Linked DNA regions of Mus musculus: all the other regions are linked to region 3. Evidence: chromatin loops called from intact Hi-C (ENCODE). Cell type or tissue: left cerebral cortex. All regions are shown on one strand.

The links. Hi-C counts contacts between places; a loop is a spot of excess contacts. Peaks named below come from ENCODE experiments on the same cell type or tissue, not always from the same donor. Only the 100,000 strongest peaks of a DNase experiment are listed, where the experiment ranks them.
Region 1: it touches region 3 in a loop (3-fold over the local background); 19 of 42 quality-filtered maps call a loop at or near these places.
Region 2: it touches region 3 in a loop (3-fold over the local background); 11 of 42 quality-filtered maps call a loop at or near these places.
Region 4: a loop joins it to region 3, with 2.4 times the contacts of the local background. A loop is called at or near these places in 11 of 42 quality-filtered maps.
Region 5: a loop joins it to region 3, with 5 times the contacts of the local background. A loop is called at or near these places in 35 of 42 quality-filtered maps.

What each region holds. Positions count from the first base shown.
Region 1 is chr7:29,036,993-29,041,992 of GRCm38, forward strand. It overlaps Ryr1 (ryanodine receptor 1, skeletal muscle), which reads right to left. Exons shown (of 106, transcript NM_009109.2): 85 at 3,813-3,901; 86 at 3,589-3,717; 87 at 3,396-3,500; 88 at 1,355-1,436. Among named protein-coding and RNA genes, the nearest start is that of Gm38979, 9.9 kb to the left of the region's middle. In left cerebral cortex, CTCF peaks have their summits at 455 (motif pointing right), 2,781 (motif pointing left) and 4,401 (motif pointing left); a DNase peak (open chromatin) is centred at 2,789; H3K4me3 peaks cover 538 bases.
Region 2 is chr7:28,970,608-28,975,607 of GRCm38, forward strand. It overlaps Eif3k (eukaryotic translation initiation factor 3, subunit K), which reads right to left. Exons shown (of 8, transcript NM_028659.3): 5 at 3,996-4,062; 6 at 3,542-3,619; 7 at 1,925-2,050; 8 at 765-831. The coding sequence ends at 800. Among named protein-coding and RNA genes, the nearest start is that of Eif3k, 8.8 kb to the right of the region's middle. In left cerebral cortex, CTCF peaks have their summits at 2,249 (motif pointing right), 2,456 and 2,655 (motif pointing left); DNase peaks (open chromatin) are centred at 1,542, 2,244 and 2,703.
Region 3 is chr7:28,793,759-28,798,758 of GRCm38, forward strand. It overlaps Rinl (Ras and Rab interactor-like), which reads left to right. Exons shown (of 12, transcript NM_177158.5): 5 at 1,064-1,136; 6 at 1,220-1,284; 7 at 1,900-2,046; 8 at 2,133-2,588; 9 at 2,895-3,188; 10 at 3,352-3,483; 11 at 3,802-3,965; 12 at 4,052-5,000. The coding sequence ends at 4,096. n-TKctt24 (a tRNA gene) reads right to left here and starts at 302; the gene lies at 230-302. In left cerebral cortex, CTCF peaks have their summits at 318 (motif pointing right) and 3,116 (motif pointing right); DNase peaks (open chromatin) are centred at 318 and 3,088; H3K4me3 peaks cover 789 bases; H3K27ac peaks cover 495 bases.
Region 4 is chr7:28,958,272-28,963,271 of GRCm38, forward strand. It overlaps Actn4 (actinin alpha 4), which reads right to left and starts at 4,061. Exons shown (of 21, transcript NM_021895.3): 1 at 3,748-4,061. The coding sequence starts at 3,912. In left cerebral cortex, no CTCF peak of the experiment used is centred here; DNase peaks (open chromatin) are centred at 227, 2,575 and 4,120; H3K4me3 peaks cover 3,586 bases; H3K27ac peaks cover 2,265 bases.
Region 5 is chr7:28,864,747-28,869,746 of GRCm38, forward strand. Lgals7 (lectin, galactose binding, soluble 7) reads left to right here. Exons shown (of 4, transcript NM_008496.4): 2 at 85-173; 3 at 788-989; 4 at 1,334-1,538. The coding sequence ends at 1,447. Among named protein-coding and RNA genes, the nearest start is that of Lgals7, 2.9 kb to the left of the region's middle. In left cerebral cortex, CTCF peaks have their summits at 1,355, 2,995, 3,198 and 4,810 (motif pointing left); DNase peaks (open chromatin) are centred at 311, 1,414, 2,956 and 3,090; H3K4me3 peaks cover 537 bases; H3K27ac peaks cover 1,586 bases.

The DNA of each region.
Region 1 (5,000 bases), 240 kb after region 3:
AGGGAGGGGAGAGGAAGGGAGGGGAGAAGGGAGGGGAGGGGAAGGGGGGAGGGGAGGAGAGGAGAGGAGAAGAGGAGAGGAGAGGAGAGGAGAGGAGAGGAGAGGAGAGGAGAGGAGAGGAGAGGAGAGGAGAGGAGAGGAGAGGAGAGGGAGGGAAAGAGGGGGGAGGGAGGGAGAGATGCAAGAAATGTTTCTCAGCTAAAATACAGTTTTGTTTTGTAGCATATAGCATGTAGTCCAGGCTGGTCTCAAACTCTACGTAGATTAGAATGGTTCTGATTTCTTAAGTCTCCCCTCTCAGCATTCTGTGCACTGAGATGACAGTTGTGTGCCATTGTACCCGTCGTTGTCATCATCATCATCGTCGCCATCATCATCTTATGTGTATGGTGCTTGCTTTTACATATGTTTGTAGGCTACATATGTGCAGTGCTCTCAGAGGCCAGAAGAGGGCACTGGATCTTGGAACTGAAGTTACAGGCTGCCGTGTGGGTGCTGCGAGCTGAACCCAGATCCTCTGGGAAAGCAGCCAGTGCTCTTAATTGTTGAGCCATCTCTCCAGCTCTAGCTTTTTTTTGAATATATGAGTGCTATATCTCCCTGTATGCCTCCATGCCACAAAAGGCATCAGATCTCCTTACAGATGGTTGTGAGACACCATGTGGATACTGGGAATTGAACTCAGGACCTTTGGAAGAGCAGTCAATGCTCTTAACCACTGAGCCATCTCACTCTCCAGCCTGCTCCAGCTCTAGTTTTTGTTTCTTTGAGAGAGAGTTTTTTCATTAGGGCAAGCTGACCTGGACTCACCATGTAAGTCGGGCTATTATTATTATTATTATTATTATTATTATTTTAAATCAAAGGCTTTGTTTTAAGTTGCTAAATTTGGTGGCTATTTGTTATGCAGCAAAACTGATATATTTAATCACTACCCATGTACTATATTGGTTTATTTAATAAATATTTTGTTTTGTTTTTCGAGATAGGGTTTCTCTGTGTAGCCCTGGCTGTCCTGGAACTCACTCTGTAGACCAGGCTGGCCTTGAATTTAGAAACCTGCCTGCCTCTGCCTACCAGGTTCTGGGATCAAAGGCGTGCGCCACCACTGCCGGCTTATTTAATAAATCTTAAGTTCACAGATAAAAGTCTTCAGGCAACTCATCTTATTACAACGTCTGTGTGGAATCAATAAATTAGCATTCATATAGTCAGAAGATGTCTGTTGACTCTTGCATGGCAACCTCTTCATCACCGTTGTCCCTAGCATAATGTCAGATGGGGCTCAGTGGTAGCCCCATTCTTGGGTTTGCCTGCACCCCACCCCGGTCCCTACCCCGCCTCCAGTGCTCACCTTCCAGGAGGGACAGCAGCATCACCACCATGTCCTTCTGTAGGTCCAGCAGCTCCTTCAGCAGCTCTATCTGGCTGGAGTCCTGTAGGGCATACAGAGATGTGAGAGGCTGCCCCCTGCAGCATGCCTTCCATTGGTTTCCGGCTCCCTCACCTATCCAGTGGGGCCTAAGTCCTCTTCCTCCTTTCTCTTACCTCTGAGGGAACCCGCGTCCAAACATGTTCCTCGGAAAGCAGAGGAAGGGCAGAGAGACAAGATTGTGGGGTGGGGTTGGCACCCAGGGGCAAATGTGTGTGGGGTATGAGGCTGGCAGATCAGGAAGCCGTGAGTCTTGGAGAGCAGACATTCAGGACGGAGCAAGACAGACAGACAGACAGACAGGGACAGATACTGTGGACAGAGACTCAAATCTTAGGAGGATAACATTCCAGCCTGGTGCCTGGTCTATGGGGCGGTTGGCCATGCCAGAGCTAACTGTGATGGGTGGGTGGGACCGTGAGGAGGTGCAAGAGGAAAGGCTGCAGGTGAGGTGGACAGCTGTGCAAGTTCTGGTATGCCATTTGGGGGAGCCTAAGAACATAGTACATGCCTGACCGCAGTGTCCAATGTGGGAGCTCACAGAAACCTCTGTCAAAGTCCCCCGTGGTGGCATCTGTACTATACTGAGTCACATGCACATGCCATTCATGACTTACACATGAGCTGTGCTACCTGGTTGCACTGTGAGCCGCTCATTCTGACCCTAATGCAACCCATGGTTTCAAAGTTTGGTATTCTGACCCAAGGCCTCAACAAACTAGGAAGCAAGTATCTCTAGGTTAAGTGGGCCTGGGCTCTGTGCCTTCCCACGAGCCTGTCTTAGATGTCACAGTTGAGGGGGTGAGTTATAATTCTTTCAGAGCTCATGGGGCTAACTCATGGCTCTAGGAATGAATACATCAGTGGGTCTGGCCAACCTTTCTTCCCTAGGGCTGAGACCACTGGCAAGCACATGACCCAAGATAGCAGTTAGAGAATCTTGGATCTTTTATTTAAAACTTTTAGGAAAGACCTGTTTCACACAGCCTGGAGCTGCTAGTGTGGTGAAGAGAAGCCTAGCACCATTTTTTCTCAGGCCCTAACTAAATGATTCTAGGCAGGTGTTCTACGACTGAGTCACACTTCCAGCTCCTTGTATTGAATATCCCTTATCACGTGTGTCTGGAGTACGGCTGATGAATTATCATAATACTTGAAAGTGTGTTTCCACCAATATTTAAAGTTTACAGCAACATCACACGGCCAACTGTACTGAGAAACTGAAAAATTTCAGTTCAATTCCTTTCATAGTCAGATGGCACTCTGGACAAATTAGGAGGTCTCTGCTTTCTTAAGACACTGCTTTGTGGGAAATTATATGGAATACTTGTCTGCCACCTGCCGGACAGTTATTGTACTGCACCAATATATTTGCAATGGTTAGGTTGTGTCTAGCGCCACGTGGTTGCCCGCGGAGCACAAACTCGCATAACTGTACATGGAAGCTTTGACTAAGGCGACCAAGCAGAAGCACAAAATGGATGAGGTGTGCGCGAGGCATTCACGAAGCTGTAGAGGAGCAAGGCAAGTATTCTGGGAGCAGGATCCTTACATCATGGGTACTTGGCACGGGAGTCTTCTGCCGCAGGCAGGGTAAAAGAAGGAACGCTTCAGCCCCAGGTCCTAACCTAGCAACATAGTCCCATCCTATTCCCCAGAGCTGGAAGAATCTGGGATGACCTCATTAGAAGGAAAATGGTATGAACCTGTCCTAGAAGAGTTCTGGACGGGAGGGATGGGCTCCAAAGTCAAACCGGTGGAAGTATAGGTGGGAAATGAGCAGTTTAGTGGGAAAGAGGAAAAAGCATGCAGACGACCAATTCAGAAGGGGTTTGGGCCATAGGGAGCGAACCTGTCTGGAGCATGCGCAGAGCACTAGGGGACCGACCAGTGGGACAGGGGCCGATCAGGGGATTCTAGGGGATGGCTGGAGGGAAAGAGCTGTTCTCAGACGAACTCAAACCTGAGCCAGCTTCATCATCATGTGCGCGAACACGTGCAGGAAGCCCACCACGGCATCCCAGAGGCGACTGTGCGCCAGACTCTGCTGGTTTCCGGTGCAGGGTCCCTGGGGAACAAAGGGTGGCCTGAAGCCTCAGCAGGAGCGCTGGATGCCGGCAGCTCCGCCTCCGCAGGTCCCCGAGTGCGGACCCTACCTGGATGTACTCGGTGAGGCTGTTGAACACTTGTTTAGCTACCGACATGGCTTTGGAGAAGTTTCTCTTTCCCTGTTCCTCGATGACATCCTTGCCCGAGTAATACCAGTAGAAGTCACTGATGGATTCCTGTGGGTCCGGGAGGGCATGAAGGATGCTGGAGCCATGCGAGGTCCCTCGGGCCCCTGGCTCAGGTCCCATGGGGCTGGGCCACCCTTCCTCACCTGCAGCCGCAGGAGGTAGTCCACTGTGCAGATAATGATATTGATGGTGGTCGTGTTCCCAGTCTGTGTCCGTAGGTAGTTTTGGAAATCTGAGGAAATGAAACATGTATTCATTCAGTGAGCGCCTGTGTCTGGGGAGACAATGGTGTCTGCTCATTTAGGGTTAGGATCAGGGTTCATATTTCATGCCTACTGTGTGCCGGAAGTCATGAAATTACCTTTGGAAGTATGAAGTATGTGTGCCACACAGGGATGGAGGGTCACTTAGATATTTGACATTTATCTAAAGACACTGCGGAGGTTCTCCGTGCAGCAAATGCAGTGGGGATTCAGCCCCCCACTTCTCTTTCCTATTCTCTCTCTCTCTCTCTCTCTCTCTCTCTCTCTCTCTCTCTCTCTCCTCTCTCTCTTTCTTTGTAAATTTTAAAAGATTACTTTATGGGCCTGGAGAGATGACTCAGTGGTTAAGAGCATTGGCTGCTCCTGCACAGGTCCTGGGTTCAATTTCCAGCACCCATATAGTGGCTCACAACCATCTGTAACTCCAGTCCCCGGTGATCTGACGCCCTCTTCTGGTCTCCTCGAGAACTGCATGCACACAGGGCCCATACATACTCGATACCCATACACACGAAAAAAAATTTTTTTTTCATTTATTTAGGTATGGGTATGATAGTCCCTGTCATTAATTTCAGCACTAGGAAGACAGTCAGGTAGATCTTTGTGAGTCTGAAGCTAGCCTAGTGTATTGGGCAAGTTCCAGGCCATTCAAGGCTACAGTGAATCCTGTAAATTTTTTCATTTGTTTATTCCTGAGGTGAAGCAGGGGAGGGCTAATACATGCTGGATGCTAATAAGGCTAGAAGTCAGCTCTCTCCATCCACCAAGTGCGTCCTGAGAAGGAGTTCAGGTCACGAGACCTGGCATCAAGTCCTTTATCCACTGAGCTGTTTAACCAGCTTCTCTTTCTGTTTCTCTGAGACAGTCTGGAGAGTGCCTCAGGCTAGCCTTAAACCCTCTTACCTCAGACTCTCACCTACCAGAATTACAACTGTGCTACCCTCACACCCAGCTTCAATTGTTTTTATTTATATTAAATAATTAATTAGTTTAGTGTTTTTTTTCAAGACAGGGTTTTTCTGTATAGCCTTGAGTGTCCTGGAATTAGCGCTATAGACCAAACTGGCT
Region 2 (5,000 bases), 180 kb after region 3:
GCGGTTACATGTGTGTTGTGATGCTCAGAACCGAACCACACTGAATATAGCTTTAGCACCAATTAAATCAGGGTTCCCTGCTGGCCTCCGAGCTCAGCAGCGTGGTTAAAGAGGCTGGCCAGCTAACCTCGGGGAAGCTCCTGTCTCAGACTCCCCAGTGGAAGGGGTTACAAGTGTGTCACCACATCTTTTTATTAGAGCAGCAGAAAGCTTATGGACTGACCCCCTCAAACCACCCCCCCCTCTTTTTTTTCGAGACATGGTTTCTCTGTATAGCCCTGGCTGTCCTGGAACTCACTTTGTAGACCAGAAATCCGCTTGCTTCTGCCTCCTGAGTGCTGGGATTAAAGGCATGCGCCACCAGGCCCGCTCAGCCCCCCCTTTTAAAGACAGAGCCTGGTGCTGAGGGTGGCTTCTGATCCCCGATCTTCCTACCTGCACCTCCCAAGTGCAGGCTGTCACCCCTGCCAGCCGAGGAAGCACTAAGCTCTCCTTCCCAGAAGCAGGTGACTTGTCAAAGACAAGAACATGCTCTGCTCTCCTCTCTGAGGAGCCCAGGGCCCCAGGGCGGCACCTCCCAAGGCCATTCACTGGCCTCAGCCTACCCCATCCTGCACTGACTCACAGGTCAGAAAAGGAGGGGCAGGGAAAGGCAGCAGGGTGGGACAAAGGAGGAAGTGGCATGGGGGACGCCCGAGAAGAGGGAAGGGCCCCAGCTTGGGCCACAAGTTGGCTCTCTGAGGGTACAGGCAAGAGACAATAGGGCGGAGTGAACAAATCTTTATTAACGCACACTGGCTTACTGGGAGGAGGCCATGATGCTGGACACACCTGTTGAGGAGGAAGAAACAGGGTGAATTTGTGAAGAGAGGAAGAGCCACCTCCCAGGGAGCCGCTGTCCTTCAGGGCCAGGTCACAGTCACCACAAAGGTAGTCTGGTGCTGTCCTGTTTAGTGGTCTTGGATATGGTGATAGCATAGCCATCTATTGTACAGGATTAGAGTTAAAAGAAGAGCTTGACCAGTCTGGCACTAAGTACTGCATGTGTTTAGCCCTGGCCTAGGTCCATGTGAGGGACACTGGCCGGGCCGGCAGCTCTCCACTGCAGATAGAACTGTGTGGACTTCTGAGACCCAAGCATGGTGGACACTTTCTGTAGAGGTCAGAGCACCCAGTGGGAAGTGACACAGCTCACTGATGCTCAGCTTGGCCACTGACCAGCTGGTGGCCCTCAACAGAGCCAAAGTTGGGAGAAGGGGGAGGAGCCCTAGCAGGAGGCGTGTCCCTGTCCTTCCCCACTTCAGGTCACTTCCTCTGAGAGAAGGATGAAGCAGGGCACCTAGCTAAATGCCTGTGTCACTTTAGGTAGGCTAGGCTGGCCTTGAGCCTCCAGAGTGCTGAGATCAAAGACACCACACCTACTTTTTCCTCTTTTGGGATAAGACTGTTTATTCAAAATGTGACAGGAACGGCTGTCACTGCCTTTCACTCTGCGCCTGGCTCTCTCTACACGAGGAGGCAGGCACTGTGCCAGTTCTAATAGTTTCCAAGTTAGAACAAGAGCAACTACCTTATGGTGGGACCAAATGACTCATCGAGAGCCACAGCCCTGAGTGGACAAGTCTTTAATTCCAGCACTCGGGAGGGAGAGGTAGGTAGAGTTTGAGGCCAGTCTGGTCTAGAGGAATGCCAGGGCGGGGGGTGGGAGGGAGGGGGGGAGAGAGAGAGAGAACATGGACGGCTCACATCCAGCAGGGGAGACTACTCAGCATCCCTCACAGTCTCTCCCTGGGCCAGCAACCTGGAATCTGGCAGACAGTTCCCAGTCCAGGAATACAGGCTCTGCCTCGTGCTTTGCACACCCAGCACTGCTCTCCCACCAGGACACTGTCTTCCCTACAGTCTGCGGCCCCAGGCCACTTACTGTCAAAGTCAATCTTCTCCACGATGTTCTTGGGCTTAATGCTCTCTTCCTGGCTGCAGATGAAGACCTGCCCTGACTCGTCAGCGCTCCAGCCGTACTTGCTCATCCACACCTTCAGCTGGTTGTCTGCAGGTGACATGGGCGGAGGTGTTGGTGGCCTGAACCCTAACACTAGGGGCTTTGGAGGCAGAGGAATCGGGGCTGAGCAGGCCAAGCCCCCTTTGCTAACTGCTCTAGGCCAACTCCTGCCTGGACAGCAGCAGGACTCGGAAGAAGAGATCCTCTAGGGCAAAGCCAGCAATCTGGGGCTCAGTCTCCACTTGGCCACCAGGGGGCGCACTAGCCTCTTTCTCCTAGTCACATAGGGGTTTTTCTGTAGGTTTTTGGTTTTGGCTTTGGTTTTTTTTTTTTTTTGAGACAGGATTTCATGCAGCCCTGGCTGGCTTGGACTCATCATGACGTAAACTCCTAATACTCCCGACTCTCTTCCAAGTACCAGGACTATAGAATTTGTGCCTCCAGGCACAGGTTCCCTTAGTTTCTTAACAATACTATTTATTTATTTTAAAAATAAAAACAAGACAAAACATTTATTTAGGGCTGGGGAGATCAGCGAATAAGAGCACTGACTGCTCTTCCAGAGGTTCTGAGTTCAATTCCCAGCAACCACGTGGTGGCTCACAACCATGAGATCTGATGCCCTCTTCTGGTGTATCTGAGGAGAGCAATGGTGTACTCATTTGTGTGCGCAAATGTGAATGTACGCAGGTGCTCCCAGGGTGAGAAACTGCATGGAATTTCTTGGTGCCTGTGACCGCCCACAATGGGTGCTGGACCCCGCAAACCTTCTTCCGCATCAAGCAGGAGATAGATGCTCACAGCTGCCGAACCTCTCTCCGGCCCAGCGCCACTTTTTGCAAACTCAAGTGCTGAGGGTTTTGGTTTGGAGGGACCTTTTAAGAACCTCATTGTAATCAAGGCTGGGCCTTCTCAGAGCCGTCCCATGTCCTGTCACCAGAGGACAGACCACGGAAGTTCTCCAGAGATGTGTATGCTTCCAGGGCACGCAGGCACAGCACACATGACAGGCAGGCCCCTGCTGCAGGAGGGCCACACTGGCCTCCTCTAGAGGCCGAATGCCATCCCTCCAAAGCAGCCCTGCTACCCTTGGCAACACCAACTACAAGGTGCTGATGCTTCCACTTCGCTCCATCCATGAAAAGGGCCTGAGCTCTCCTATTCACTGCCAAGGTCAGCATCAGGACCACTGTCTGACATGTGCATCTGTTAACTGGTTGGTGCAGAGGCTCATGCTATAGCCCAGGCTGGCCTGGAATTCCAGACAATCTTCTTGCTCCAGCTTCCTATAACTGGAATTCCAGGAGGACAGCACTACACCTGGTCAGGGTGTTTTCGAGGCAGTGTCTCACTACATAGCCCTGGTTGGCCTTGAACTCATGGAGATACAGAAGGCAACATCCTATACCAAACCCTCACCCACACTCTGGGGCAGGTAACAACCTCGGAAAGGTGCGGTGGGTTCCCCTGAGCTGCCTGAGGCCCCATGCCCCAACCACCTTTTCCTCTCAGACTGACAGAAACAGCACCAGGCCTCACCAGTCAGGTCTCCGAGCATCTCGGCCAGCAGCCAGCGGTCGATGTGCTGGTACGTGATGCCCACCACGTGGCAGATAACTGTGAGAATCAAAACAAAGACAGTCAAGAGGCCGCTGGCACGTAATCCAGGAACGGAGCTGTGTGAGAATTCTGAGGGCTCTTCTGTGTCCCCCGCAGGTGTAGTAAACAGCAAGGGCTTGCTCCAGATTACACACAGCTGCTTCTGTTATTAAAAAACCACTTCCAAGCGCAGCTTTATCCTCGGGGCTGTATATGGCTTGAACTTTGGGAACTGTGCTCGTATGACCATGCTTAACTTTCAGAATATAAACTTATGCTCTAAATAAAATTGGCTATTGCACAAGGCCCAGTCTGCCTCATTTTTAATCCCCCTTCTCCCAAGTCCCTGCTACACTGCCTTAAGCCCTCGGGAACCCAGGCTCCCAGGACTCACATTTTCGGACAGAGTCTTCAAAGCCAGTTATGCCTTCCAGAAGGTCCATGTTCTCATCCAGGGCTTGCTGTGGAAGAAAGGATGCCCCAGTATTAACACTAGCACCATCACTCAGCATTAACCAGTCAGTGCTGACGTTGTGGAGGCTGAGACAGGAGGGATCAAAAGTTCTGAGTCAGCAGGTGTGAGCAATCCGGGTACAGGAGATCGTGCCTCTGCCTGCCTGCCTGCCTGCCCACCTGCCCGCCCCTGTCTCTGGTTTAAGACAAGGTTTCTCTGTGTAGCCCTAGCAGTCCTGGAACTGGCCCTGAAAAACCAGGTTGGCCTTGAACTAAAAAAATCCACCTGCCTCTGCCTGGCTGGGAAGTCCAACAACCAAATCATAGAAGGTAAATGTGTACACACACACCCAGGCAGGTCATCTGTACACTTTCCATTGCCTCCATCTCCTTCAGCCACAAGGGTCTCCTCACTAGACCTGCCTACCTCAGGCCCTTTGTGCGGCTTTGTGCCTGGAAGTTTCCTCTTTGCAGCTCATCCTTCACCCCTCCAGGTTTTTACTCTCAGCAAAACTCCCTTAAACAAGAGCGGGAGAGCTGGGCAATGGTGGCGTACGCCTTTAATCCCAGCACTTGGGAGGCAGAGGCAGGCAGATTTCTGAGTTCGAGGCCAGCCTGGTCTACAGAGTGAGTTCCAGGACAGCCAAGGCTACACTGAGAAACCCTGTCTCAAAAAAACAAAAACAAAAAAAAAAAAACAAAAAACAAAACAACAACAACAAAAAAAACAACCCAAAACCAAACAAACAAACACAAGAACAAGAGTTGGAGAAAGAAGGGCTTCACTTTGGTGGAAGCCATTAAGTTGGGAGAAAACCTATGAGAGCAACTATCCTGGAAGCCCTTGGCCTTGTCTGCACGGGAAACTGGACACCTGAAGGCCAAGGTTACTGTGGGTCTAACAGGAGATGGTGTGTGCTGAAAGCTGAGCAGAGGGTACCACAGA
Region 3 (5,000 bases):
CCTTAGGAACCTTAGTCGGTGCTCTTAACCTCTTAAGACCTTAGTCAGTGCTCTTAACTGCTGAGCCATCTCACCAGCCCCCCCCCCCCTTTTTTTTTAAAGGATGGCTTCCCTACTGAGCCCACTTCATTTTTACTTGGTTTATTTTTATTCCCTTTGAGGAAAGAAATTCTTGTGTTGACTGAGGTTTTTGCTCTTCCCTTATTCAAACACAAAAGAACCATCTTTCCGCCTGAACAGGGACTTGAACCCTGGACCCTCAGATTAAAAGTCTGATGCTCTACCGACTGAGCTATCCAGGCTCTTCAGTCAGTGCTCTTAACCACAAGAGGGTGCTCTCCAGCCCCAAAGAGGTGATCTTATCCCCTCCTACCACAACTGCCTTCTCCCCCTCCTCTTCCTCCTCCTCTTCTTTAGGGCTTTTCTTTCTTTCCTTCTCTCTTTCTCTCTCTCTTTCTCTTTCTTTCTTTCTTTCTTTCTTTCTTTCTTTCTTTCTTTCTTTCTTACTTTCTTTTTCTCTCTCTTTCTTTCTTTCTTTCTTTCTTTCTTTCTTTCTTTCTTTCTTTCTTTCTTTCTTTCTTTTTCTTTCTTTTTGTTTTTTGAGACACGGTTTCTCTGTATAGCCCTGGCTGTCCTGGAACTCACTTTGTAGACCAGGCTGGCCTCGAACTCAGAAATCTGCCTGCTTCTGCCTCCCGAGTGCTGGGATTAAAGGCGTGTGCCACCACGCCCAGCCTTTATGGCTTTTCAAGACAGGGTTTTTCTGTGTAGCCCTGGCTATCCTGAAACTCATTCTGTAGACCAGGCTGGCCTATGAGAAACAGTGAGACAGTGTTTCAACAAAACAACAACAACAAAAACTGAAAACATTTTTGATGAGTTAACTTATTTGGTGTCAGAACATCGAGAGAGAAAATGACGTCAACTCCCAGTGGTGGAAACAACCTGTCTCTGAGGGAGGAGTATGGGGATGGGGAGTAGGAGTGTGGGGAGGCTGGGCCACAGGGTAGGGTGAGGTGTGCAGTGGCCACCCTGTAACTCCCCTTTCTCTTCCCCTCACCAGGTGTGTCCCTGGAATCCTCCAACCTCTGCATGCCCGACTGTCCCCATCTCCTGGCCTTTCTGTCAGCCAGCAGGTACAGGTCATCTGGCAGAGGGACATGGGACCTTCTGCCTGAGATACCCATCCATACCAAGGCTTCCCTCTCTCTTAACTCAGGGACGTTTTGCCAAGGACCCTGCTCTTGCCCACGCCTACTGTGGGGGCTGGAGATAATCACTCAGGTGAGGTCCACTGCTCCAGGAAGGAGAGCCCAACCTGCCTCTTTGTGGTCCAGAGAGACTGGATCTAAAGGACCAGATAACTAACTGGGTTTGAAAGAAGCTGGGAGTGGGGCAAGAATGAAAAGAAGCTGCGGTGGTGGCCCACGCCTTTAGTCCCAGCACCCAGGAGGCAGAGGCAGGTGGATTTCTGTGAGTTCGAGGACAGCCTAGTCTACAGAGTGAGCTCCAAGACAGAGAAACCCTGTCTTGAGAAACCATAAAGAAGAGGAGGGAAAGGAGGAAGGGGGGGGGGGAGTGGAGGAGGAGGAGGAGGGGGAAGAGGAGGAAGAAGAGGAGGAAGAGGAGGAGGAGGGAGGAGGAGGAAGATGAGGAGGAGGAGAAGGAGGAGGAGGAGAAGGAGGAGGAGGAGGAGAAGGAGGTATCTGCAGGGTCAGCTGTGATTGGAGGGGATAAGATCGATCCTGGGATCTAACAGGAGGGCCTGGGAGCTGGGGGTGGGGGAGGGGTGGGAGTGGGACTGCATTCTTGGTCTTAAGTGAGGAAGGATGATGGGAATGAAGTCTCCTGGTGCCCCCTATATACCTGGGACACCTTGTCTCTTCCGCTGACCCTCAGATCCCCATCGGCTTGGCTGCATCCAGGTGGACACCTCAGGGAGGGTGCTGTCTGTAGTGAACCAGCTCTACCTGGAGACACATGGAGGCTGGGGAACAGAGACTCCACAGCAAACAGAGCCAGAGACTGGACAGAAATACAGTCTAGGTTGGCTGGGCGGGGCCCGGGGACCTTGAGAGATGAGGGAATGGATGAACGGCACTGTAATAAGCCAACCTGCGTCTCCCATCCAGCCCCCAGGAAGCCCACCCCACACCGGGTCTCCTGGGTGGAAGACCCTTTGAGACCGGAAGCTCACCATACTGGACAGGAAGTGCATCATCCTGGAGCAGACGCTCACTCCCTTGGGTCGGAAGTGCACTTTTCCTGTCCTGCTCTAGAAGAGGAGGAAGTGAACAACGACTGCTACAAAGATGAAGACGAGGAAGGTTGCGAGGATATGCTCACTGCCCACATCCGTGCTCTGGCCAGGACCCGGAGCAGCTATGTAGCCAGGCAGTACCGATGCCTTCGGGCACGCCTCATCTCAGATTCTGGAAATCCCTACAGCCCAGGGGACCCGGCCACAGAGCTGCTTCAGGATGTGCGCCAGCTCCTCACTGACCTCCAGAATTACCTGGCAAAAGACCCCGACGTCAGAGCTGTCTTTGGGAACAGGGGACCTAGCATCCTTCGGGAAGAAGATCTTGGTAATGGGAATTGGAGGGAAACTCCCCCAAAGGTTTGAGGGTGCCATGCGTTGGTCCTGTATGTGTTCACATGTAATCTCTGAGTCCCCAAGGGCAAGCACACTTGTTCATGTATATAGCTATTACTTCATGGCTCCACCTAACACGTGCATTGCTTGCTAGACCTCCTCTGCCCCATCCTTGGGAGTGTTCATACATTCCCCACAGGCCCCAAATCCTGCCTACACTTTGTAGATAGCCTGGAGCAGGAGACAGAGTGACTAGGGATCAGGGTGGCATGGTCCTCACACGCCACACGCTTTGCAGGCCCCGCTGTGGAGGTGGCCCTGTGTCGAGCGGTTCTAGAGCCCCTGAAGCCCGCCCTGTGGACCAAACTCCGAACTCTCAGAGCCCAGGAACTACGACGACTGCGCAGGCGCCAAATAGCCTTGAGGGTAGGAGCGGGGCCTGAGGGACAGAGCCCGGCCTTGCGGAACCGGAACCGTATCCACGCACGCCTTGCTCACTTGCATGCGGCGTGCGCCCCGCGCCGCAAGGTGGCGCTGTTGCTGGCGGTGTGCAGCGACGTCTACGCGGGCCTAGGCGGTGGCGAGAATAAAGGTAAAAGACCTCTGGACTTAGAGTGATTTAATGGTGGGTACCCACGTCCAGGGAAAGGGTAGCCCCCTTTGGTAGCAGGCGCCCACTCAGGCCTGGGGACCTGAAGGGAAGATGTTTGTGTGCACCCCTGCCAAACTAATGACCCGTCCTCTGGCTTCCTTAGAGCCCCTGGGGGCTGACGCCTTTTTACCTGCCCTGACCGAGGAGCTGATCTGGAGTCCACATATTGGGGAAACACAGCTGGATGTGGAGTTTCTTATGGAGCTCTTGGATCCAGGGGAGTTGCGAGGAGAAGGTGAGCTCCCTCTTCTGAGATGCCCAGACACTGAGAAGAAGGCAGGTGCCTTTGATGAGCCCCAGCTTCATGTGCCTCAAAAAGAGTGGGCACTCGCCGGGCGTGGTGGCGCACGCCTTTAATCCCAGCACTCGGGAGGCAGAGGCAGGCGGATTTCTGAGTTCGAGGCCAGCCTGGTCTACAAAGTGAGCTCCAGGACAGCCAGGGCTATACAGAGAAACCCTGTCTCGAAAAACCAAAAAAAAAAAAAAAAAAAAAAAGAGTGGGCACTCAGAGAAGCCCAGTAGGGCTATGATGACCTCATTTTCTCTCCCCCAGCTGGGTATTATCTGACCACGTGGTTTGGGGCTCTCTACCACATTGCTCACTACCAGCCAGACACTGGCCGTGCACCCCAGGGGCTCAGCTCCGAGGCCCGGGCCTCCCTGCGCCAGTGGCATCGAAGACGGACACTGCACCAGCAAGCCCAGCCCACAGCCCAGGTAACCACCTATGCTATGCAGATGCAGGTGGAAGGGGCGGTGGTCTCTGATGCCCCTTTGACACAGCCTCCCATTTCTCCCCACAGGCCAACCAGCCTTTTGAGGAGCCATGGGCAATAGGGGACCCATGAAAACTGGAGTTCTCAAACCCCAGTCACTTCCGAACCTTTTGACCCACTCCTCTGCTAAGCAAGATTCTGGAGGCATCTGGGTCAGCATGGAGGGCAGGGCAGGAAAGGAGACGTGCCTCCTGCAATGTCTTACTTCCTCCTCCTCAATTCACCTCCTTCGGGTCTGTCCAGATGTTACCTCAACGAGGCGCTCCCCAGCAAACAAAACCCACACCCAGACAGTACTACAACTACAACCCTCTCGCCTGAATCTCTTTGGGGCAGGTAGAATAAAGGCACCGTCCCCAAAGGTGTCTTCATCCTGATCCTATCTGTGACTGTGACACTTAACTTGGTCAAGTGATCGTTACAAAAATGACAGCATGTCTGGACCTGAGATGGGAGCTTATTCTGGATTCTTCTGCAGCTCATGTAGTTAGGAGGGTGGCAGAGGTACAGGGACCATCATGAGCTTACGCCTCCAGCTATACAGCAGAATGAGGTGGAAAAAGTACTTGAGGCCAAGACCATGAGGACACTGTGGCACTGAAACATAGTAGGTGTTTAGGAACACCTATGTGCCTTGAAAACATATCACTGCCCTAATCTCTGTGACCGTATTTGGCAAAAGTGTTTGTGCAGCTATTATTATTATTTTTGTTGTTTTGGTTTTTCAAGACAGGGCTCCTCGGTGTAGCCCTGGCTGTCCTGGAACTTGCTGTGTAGACCTGGCTGGCCTCGAACTCAGACATCAGGGATTAAAGGTGTGTGCCCCCACCACCCAGCTCGTTCAGCCATCATTGAAGATGATAAAATGAGGGACAGTGCCCCGGGGACTGTGTCTGTGACTCCAGGAGCACCCACGCCATGCGGGAGACAAGGAGAACGAACGGATGGGAACAAGAGAGACGGGAGATGCTGGGCT
Region 4 (5,000 bases), 160 kb after region 3:
ACCCCCAACACATACCCGGGACTGCCTAGGATTAGGTGAGGTGGTAGATACTACTCCAGGGCCACAGCCAGATCACAGCTCTCAAGTGTGAGGAAACCTTATCCTCCCAGCAACTTTTCACTTCTTTTTCTTGCTTTTTGAAATAAAGGTCTCCCCATATTTGCTCATGCTGGCAGGCCCTGAACTTGAGATTTGTCTGACTCAAGATCTTGAGTCCTGGTCTTCCAGGAGAACACCACACATTTTCCAGGAGGGTGGGAGGAACAGGATACTGGCAGCTGAGGTGTTTCCTCCTCTCTTCTCCCAAGAGAGCACACACACAGTATATACTCACCCAACTCACATACTTATCTTGTTTCCAGAGGACAACCCAGTTTGGCTACTTTTTTTTTTTTTTTTTTTTTGTAAGTATGTTATTTAATTTTGAAAGCTGCTAAGGAGCTGTTAGTCTTAGCCAGCTCCTTAGAGGGGAGCAATTAGAGTAATGGAGCAAAATACCAGATGGCTACTTTGGGGCCTTCATCATCAGTCCAAAAGAAAAATGGGGGTGGAGGAGGGGAAGAAAAAAAGGAGAAAAGAAAAATGGGGGTGGGGGGAGGAATGGCTTACAGAAAATCAAAACACTATCAGAGCTTTCAAATAATTAACTCACATTTAATACTGCCTGAGCCAAAGGTCAGGGTCTAAACTCAGGTCTGCAAACAATGGCGTGCTAATGAACACTCAAGCTCAGAACAAGGCATTTCCTCTTGCTGTGAGATCTTTGGGGACAACTCTCACCCTTCCACAAGAGATGTTACAGAAGTCACTTTAGGAAAGTACTCTTCAGTCACACTATCCTAAGGGTTAGGTCTGATTGGTTAGCACTTGGATGGGACAAACTAGGGAAGAGAACTAGGACTCAATTGCTCAAGAATTTTTTATAGGCCTGTAGTTCCATGTAGTACTCGGGGAGGCTGAGGCACATGGATCACCTGAGCCCAGGACTCTGGAAAACCTGAACATAAACCCAGACTAAAACGACACAATAATAATTTTTGAAAACTAGCTCAGTCCCCTGTCCTCCCACAAATGTTCAAGGCTGCCCTGTGAAACACCTGCTGCATAACTTCCTTATGGATAATGTCTTGGGTATAGGGGTGCCTAGAATTCAGAGTGAAGGGCTTTCAGGTAAGAGACAGACTCTTGACTTGAGCCAGCCCCTGCTTCAGCTGTTCTGGCCACAGAATTTGAATGTGTGAACAGGTACATACGAGACTATCACTGTCCCTGTGGTGGGAGTTATCTATATGCCTTGGAGAGGCAAGAAAGGCCTGTCATTCACATTTACAGAAGTTGTTCTGGTACGTGGGATAAGGCCCAGTCATAAAACAAAACAGAAAAGTCCTAGCGATCCTGTTGGGGGTTTGGCTGAGAGCTCTTGTATGAGAGATAAAAAGCACTGGCTGGTATATTCCTTTCATAACTCCTAACCCCACGGCACCAGAGAGCTTAGTTATGCAGGACAGGGTGGAGAGGTGAAGCAATTCTTTTCTCCTAAAGAACAGCTAAGTGTAAATATTTGCTGGAGTAGGTTATAAAGCAAGCATACTAGAGCAGGGCCTTTTCAGAGCCGCTGAAGCAACGTTAGAGAACACTGTGAGCCATCCTGTTCTCAACCTTTCCTGGCTGGGAAGGAAGGGAACCAGGAAGGAGCAGGGGAAAGTGACACAGGCAGCCATGGGGATTCTGGTGAGTCCTGGTTCTGCCTAGGGTCTGAATGCACACCAACCTCACCACCCTAAAGAGAGGGGCTAAAAAAAAAGGAGGCACCAGAGGTTGGTATTTGTGAAAGGAGGATGACCCCTACTCCAGTTATCTAAGGAAAGGGGGGGGGGGGGGCACTGCACAGTTCCCTAAACATTAGAAAAGAAAGATCCAAGACATTCTCAAAGCGGACGCTGTGACCCGTTTCCTTCCAACTTTCCAAGTCTTTTGGCAACTTTCAACCTTTTCCTCTCAAGGCCTCAGGCAATAAATAATTGTTGAGATCCAGACTAGATCTCCCCTGCCTTTCAAAATGCACTCATTCCCCAGCTACCACTCCTCAGCTATTTTACACACTGCAGACTTCCACCCCCCTAGTGACTGCAGACAGCATACAAGCTGACAGTCCGACTGGGCCACAGTTACACCAGGTCCCACCTCAGGCTTTCCAGGCACTGCAGCTTCTCCCACCATTGACCCTCCAGACTGGGTGACTGGACCCAGCCATATAGCAACTTCCCTGCCCCCCCCCGGGGGGGGGCATCTGGTAAATGTCATCAAACCGGCTCTCTCCCACACCCTCAGGGCCCCGCTCCCAACTCCCAAAGTCCCAACTCCACGCACATCCCGTCTGCAGAGTCACCAAAAGCACATTCCTGATCGCCCTGAGAGCAAGGGTCTTGTCCTGAAGTCACAGTGCCCATCAGTAAGTTACAAAAAAGTCTCAACCTCTAGAAAGCATGAAGTAGCTTCTAACTTCAATTTTAATTTCCCACTCTCCTCACACTCTTGCGAACCATCCCCCACATTCTCACCCACTCAACACACCCTTCTTTAGCTCTTTCTGCATACACTCACACCCTCTCTCCCATCACTCCTAGCTTCCCTCTCAACCACCCAACACATCTCCACTCCTGGCCTCCTACTCTGACCTCCACTCCATACTGTGGCTTCCCTTTAGCATCGCCCCCACACTCCTAAATACCATCAGGAAATACTATTTTAATACCCCTTCACCTACCCTCCCCATCAAAAGACACTACTCTCCCAGAACACTCATTTCTTCCTCACTCAATGAACCCCCAAGTCTTTTAATCAGGCATTCCTAATCAGACTTCCATTTTCCCAAACTAACCCCCTCCCATTATCCTCCATCCCTGCTCCTACTGTCTTCCACTATTCTCACTGTTGAACTATTTCCCCGTGAACCTGGAACCTTAACTGTTTCACTACCTCTCCCTTCTTCAAAGCACCCACACTCTTTTGGGTCTCCCCATCAATTCTAATTACGCCCCTATCCTTTTCTTTTTACAGCAAGGCGCCCTCAATAAATCTCACCCTCCTCACACAAACATCTTTTTTGTTCCTAGGCCCCTAACTTCTGTCCTGAACACCTACCTTCTCAGACCCCTAGTCCCATCAGACCATCTTAACACCTACTCACCACACACCCTAGCCCATGCAGGCCCCCCTCCCTGTCTCAGGATTCCACAATCCTCTCCTTAGTGCCCCCTTTTTACCTTTCCTGATTCTTCATCTCTTCTAGAACCACCCCCCAACACACACACACACACACACACACACACACTAAGGCTTCCTGCAATTCCAATCTCTTCTTCAGACTCTCTGCACTCCAGACTATCTCCTCCATACTAGGATTCCCAAACCAAATACTATCCAGGCTCACCAATTCCCTTCCTGGACCCCATTGCTTGCCTGGGCCCCATCAATGCTTCCTCTGATCCAACAATCTCGCCTTAAAACCTAGTTCCATTGCAACCTCCCGAATCATCATCTCGTTTGTCCCAGTTCCCCGTGTCTCCTACCTGGCCGCCACTTCCCCCCTCCCCCTCCAGATTCCCAATTGCTTCCTTAAGCTCTGTAATCCCTCTCCGGGACTGCAAACCCGTTCCCGAACCCGCCAATTGTCTCCCAGGACCCTCCTCCAGGCCTCCCCGCCACGCGCAGGACGCCACCCAGCCCGGGTCACGGGCCGCGCACCTTGCGCTGCTGCTTCTCCCAGGCCGGGTCCAACAGCAGGTCCCGGTCCCAGTCATCCTCCTGGGCCATGTAGTCGCCCATGCTTCCGCCGCCACCCGCGCCATTGCCGCCGCCGCTGTTCGGGCCGTACTGGTACGCCTGGTTCGCTGCGTGGTAGTCCACCATTCCGCCGCCTTTCGCTAGCCCGCCAGCCGGTCCGCTACCGCCTCAGCTCCCGCCCCTGTGCCGGAGGCTCCGACTCGGCCGCCGCTTCAGCTGCTTTCAGCCCGCCCAAGACTGACGCCTGCGCAGTTCACTTGCCGCGCCTGCGCACTGCGCTGCCGCCGCCGCCCTCCCGCGCGCGCGCACCTGAGGAGGCCCCGGGCTCTCGGCGCCGGCGCAGAACGCACCTCCGGCTGCCCGCCCAGCGTGGGAGCCCAGGCGCTTCTAGCGGGAACGCGCGCGTCACCCCGTGTGGGCGGGGCCCAAGTCATGAATGATTCATAAGGCGGGGCTCCTCATCCGGCTTTAACCTGTTTCGGGGTGGAATGTGTTCCCATTCAGCCATTCAGACATAATCAAGATTTATTTGGCTGCCTGCTATGTGTGAGACCGTGTTTTCTGCCTTGGCATTAAAGAAGTCAGGAAAAGTCCCCACCCTTTCGAAACTATATACTATAAACCTTGCACGATGGAACGTGGGATCTCTGTTCTCAGGCCGCAGAGACTGAACGACAGATAACATGTTGGAGCTTGGGTTACACAGGAAGACCAGTCTTAAATTAAATAAATAATCGAGCTTAAAACTGGGCATGGTGGGCCGGACAGTGTTGGCGCACGCCTTTCATCCCAGCACTTAGAGGCAGAAGCAGGTGGATTTCTGAGTTCGAGGCCAGCCTGGTCTACAGAGTGAGTTCCAAGACAGCCAGGGCTCCACAGAGAAACCCTGTCTCGAAACAAACAAGCAAACAAATAACTGGGCATGGTGACACATACCTTAGATCCCAACTGGAGGTGTGGACAGGAGGGTTCAAGGCCAGACTTACTTAGTACACAGCGAGTTTGAATCTAGTGTGGGCTACATGAGGACCCTGTCTTAAAAAAAGAAAAGAAAAGAAACTCTAGAATGGGCTGGATTTGTAAAGTCTTCTGGGAAAAGGGAAAAGGTAGATATTTAAAGAAACTCTTTCAAAGATACGTCGAGTTAGATTGGACTGGGATAGCTAGTTAGCAGGGAAGGCAAGGGGTCCTTTTGGACTTGTCTATCTTCATTC
Region 5 (5,000 bases), 71 kb after region 3:
GGTCCCTGGAGTTCCTAGCTGGGGCTGACCAGTCTGTTTCTTTGTCTCCCTGGTTCTCATTCTTGCCCCACCCAATTCTTACAGGCTACCCAGCACAAGACCTCCCTGCCTCAGGGCGTCCGCGTGGGCACTGTCATGAGAATTCGAGGCATGGTCCCTGACCAGGCTGGCAGGTGATATCCCAGGTTCCAGGGGAAAGGGTGGGTGGGGCATCTCCTGGCTCAGTTGAACCCTGGTTCTTAGAGCCCACATATGGTGTCCCTGGAACCTTGTTTGCCATGTGGAGTCTTGGAGTCCCTATTGCTAGCTTAATTTGGATATTTTCACTGATGTTCCCCAAGACTTGTGGGTGGGTGTGCCCAAGTCTCCCTAAAAATGTAGGCTTCTAGAACAATAATAAGAATCCCTGGTTAGTCCTACGATCTCCATGTCCAGTTTTCCAGGACAATGAAAATCTCTCTTGGATCTTGAAGCTACCCTGGATGCCCAGGGTACCCGGTCATCAAGTCCATGACCTACTAAAATTGAGACCTTGGGCTTTGTGGGAATATTGATAACCTGGAATAGTGGGGTCCCTTGCTATTAACTCTGCTTATCTGGAGTGCGATTCCCTGAACCCCACTCAGGCACAGCAGGCCATCCCACAACCTAGGACAGCTCCAGGCTCTGGAAATGAGGGGGATCCTGGCTACAAACACAGGGACTCCCTATGGGTGTGGGTGTGCCGGTGGAACCACATAACTTGCACATGGTGGTTGCTGATCTTTGAGGCTTACTGTCCCCGAAGGTTCCATGTAAACCTGCTATGCGGTGAGGAGCAAGGAGCAGATGCCGCCTTGCACTTTAACCCGAGGCTGGACACTTCCGAGGTTGTCTTCAACACCAAAGAACAAGGCAAATGGGGCCGTGAGGAGCGAGGCACCGGCATCCCCTTCGAGCGTGGGCAGCCCTTTGAAGTGCTCCTCATCGCCACAGAGGAAGGCTTCAAGGTGGGTCTTTGAAGGAGAACACTCCAGACCCAGGTCTAGAGCCAAATGCTGGGGACTGAGCTGTCGAGGATGGCGGGAAAGCCCTTGGGGTACTGGAACCCCAGGCCCAGACCTGACACGGGCCTCCAGAGACCCTCTCCAGGTCTGCTTCTAAGAGCGACAAAACAGAGATCAAGAGCCAAGTGCTCAGGGACTGGGTGTCCTAGCAGTACATTGTGTCCCATTACAATGGACAACAGACCCATTTTCCTTCTGGGGAGAGGGAGGCTTGGGTGTAGTTAGCCTCTTCCGGGGCCACAGACCGGGACCCGCATCCAGTCTTAACTTGGTCTCTCACCCTGCAGGCTGTGGTCGGGGATGACGAATATCTCCACTTCCACCACCGGATGCCGCCCGCGCGCGTGCGCTTGGTGGAGGTGGGCGGAGACGTGCAGCTGCATTCAGTGAAGATCTTCTAAGCAAGGACCCAAGGGCGTGGCGGGTAGGGGTGGGGGTGTAGGATCGCAGAGGAGGGTTTTGGATGGCGAATAAAGTGTAGCTGTAGTTCTGACTGTGCCTGTGTCCTTTATGTGTGACTGAAGAAATTGAGACTCAGAGAAAAACATAGTAACCCAGGGGCAAAGTGAGCCTGTGTCTGAGACGCTGTTCAGGACTTGCTGCGCAGGGGCCCAGTAGGGTTTCCTTTGGGGAGCGATCAGGTATGGGGTGGGAGTGGGGGTAAAAAGTCAGGCTGTGTAACCCAGGTCGGTTAAATTGTGGCCACTCCCTTGTCTCAGCCTCCCAAGTACTGGCAGAAATTACAGGGAGTACGATCACACCAGTTACTTTATAAGTGTGTGTGTGAGAGGCAGGCGGATTTCTGAGTTCGAGGCCAGCCTGGTCTACAAAGTGAGTTCCAGGACAGCCAGGGCTATACGGGGAAACCCTGTCTCGAAAAAAAAAACAATCCCCCCCCCCAAAAAAATGTGTGTGTGTGTGCGCGCGCACGTCTCTCTCTGTCTGTCAGTCTGTCTGTCTGTCCGTCTCTGGTAGGTGTACATAAATGAAAAGGGTGGTGTTACAAGGAGTTGTGAGGTGTCCGACGTGGGTACTGAGAACTGAACTCAGGTCTAACGCAAAAAGCATCAAGTGCCTTTTGCACAGCAAGCCGTTGTGTTCCGGCGGCTTGCTAACATTTGGGGGTACTGTTATACTACACTATGTCATCTTTATAAAGGCCACCAAAATACCTCCTTTTGAAAAAGGGGAAATGCTGGGCCTGGTGGCTCACGCCCGTTAGTTACCTCAGCACTTGGTAGGCTGAAGCAGAACAATTGCCCGGAGTTCCAGGCCAGCCTGGGATACAGAATTGTCTCAATAAGTAGTTAGATAAATTAGTTAATTAAATGACAAGGGGGGGTTCCATTTTATCTCTCTCATCTGGACATCCCAAACTTACGACTTCCTGGGCTTCCTGGAGGTGCCAGGGCAGGCAGGGATGGGCATCTCCCACAGGATGGAGCCTCTCCCAGCCTGGAAACAGGTCGCCACTCGCACACCCCCAGGGCAGACGCAATGTCTCCAGCAGATGTTACTCTGAGCTGGGCGGGGCGTAGCGAGCAGGTCCCCATCGCAGTCATGCACCCCTTGGACACAGGTCGTGCGGTCCTGAATTGACGATCCCGACCAACTTCCCTGGCCCTGCCATAAATAAGCGATTTCCGTGGCCGGGCACAGCCACGGTTTATTTTCAGGCTCCGACAGGGAAGCACCAGATGCGGGGCCCCGGAGCCAACACCGCTCTCGCTGGAGACCAGGAAGCCCTCCCTGTGGCCTCCACTTTAGGCAGCAGGTTGGAGCTCCACGTTGGCCTTCTTTCTAGAACTTTCTTCCAGAGACACGCCCAAGAGGGACAGGCCACAGATCTGTGCCCAGGCCTAGAGCACAAACGACAGTTCCCCCTGGTGGCCACTGTCCATCTTATCACCTGGATCAACGCGGGCGCAGGAAACTCCCTAGAATCTCTGAGGCCTCAGTGGGACCCTGGAGGCCAGATCCTCAGGGTCCTGTTCTTCTTCTACCCAAGGTTTTCTGCCCTTGGGGCCTTCCGCTGGAGACCCTTCACCTTGCCCGCACCCTGAATACCCAAAAGCCGCGCTATGGACGGGCGCCCCCTAGTGGTAGAAAAGAATTCTGGCAACACCGAAGCAATGTTCCGAGTTAATTCTTTTTTTTTTTTTTTTTTTTTTTTTTTAAGATTTATTATATCTGCCAGGCAGTGGTGGCGCACGCCTTTAATCCCAGCACTTGGGAGGCAGAGTCAGGTGGATTTCTGAGCTCGAGGCCAGCCTGGTCTACAAAGTGAGTTCCAGGACAGCCAGAGCTATACAGAGAAACCCTGTCTCGAAAAAACCAAAAAAAAAAAAAAAAAAAAAAAAAAAAAAAAAAAAAAAAAAAAAAAAAAAAGATTATATCTAAGTACATTGTAGCTATGTTTAGACACACCAGAAGAGGGCGTCAAATCTCATTACGGATGGTTGTGAGCCACCATGTCGTTGCTGGGATTTGAACTCAGGATCTTCAAAAAGAGCAGTCAGTGCACTTAACTGCTGAGCCATCTCTCCAGCCCTCTTTTTCTTTTTAAAGTAAATTTAATTTATTTTGTTTGTTATTGTGTATGGTGTGTTTTTGTGGCACACGCCTTTAATCTCAGCACCTGAGAGGCTGATGCAGGCAGACGCCAGCCTGGTCTACAGAGTGAGTGAGTTCCAGGATGGCCGGTGCTTTCTCAGAAAAGAAAAAAAAATTCCTTTACCACTTTTCAGCTTATTAATGAATAAGTCTCAGATAGTCTTCCAGCTCCTTGTTCTTTCCTGCTGGGAGGGTGGCTAGTCAGCTTGCTCTGAGGAGCCTATGATCATCTGCCTTCTATAGGAGCCCTGCCAAACGCACCCGGCTTTTATGTAGGTTCCAGAAGACGGTATTTTGATCATCTTCATCACGCAGGCACCTTAAATACTAACCATCTTCCATGTCCCTTAATGAGTGAATTATTAAATGAGTGAATTATTACTTATTTATTGTTTTGGAGGCAGGACTCACTGTAGCGTCTGTCTGGCCCAGAATATATATTCTGAACTCAGATCTCTGAGTTCAAAGCCAGCCTCGTCTACAGATCGAGTTTCAGGATAGCCAGGGCTACTCAGAGAAACCTTGCCTCGATAGGCAGAAATAAATCAAAATAGAAAACTAAATGAGTAATCAAATCAAACAAAAAACGATGTCCCTTTGAGAAATATTCAAAATAGAATGCTAACTAAGCAGCGGTCTTGGCACAGTGGGGAATGGGGTCTGTGCACCTTGCTGCAGTAGATAGCAGTAAACCACTGATGTTTCTAAACACTCTCAGGAGCTGGAGAGATGGCTCAGTGCCTGAGAGTACATACCTGCTCTTGCAGAAGACCTACGTTCATTTTTCAGTACCCATGTCAATAATATGAGCTCAAAACATCGGCCCCAGGGATCCATCTCCTTTTTCTGGCCTCTGGCACATGAATGTATATGCAAACATCTACACACATGCATGTGTTAAAAAACAAAAATGGGCAGGGCATGGTGGTCCATGCTTTCAATCCCAGCAATTGGGAGGCAGAGGTAGGTGGATCCTTGTGAGTTCTAGGCTATGTAATGGGATGCTATTAAAAAGAAAAAAAGGAGGGGGCTGGAGAGATGACTCAGCGGTTAAGAGCACCGACTGCTCTTCTGAAGGTCCTGAGTTCAAATCTCAGCAGCCACATGGTGGCTCACAACCATCCATAATGAGATCTGATGCCCTCTTGTGGAGTGTCTGAAGACAGCTACAGTGTACTTACATATAATAAATAAATAAATCTTTTAAAAAAAAGAAAGAAAGAAAAAAGGAAATAGAAAAAAGGGGGAAATTTTCAAAACACACGCTGTGCTCCAAGTTTTCACAGAGGGGGTCTTCCCTCTGCAGACTTTGAGATGTATTCACATTAGCTAACTTCCCCC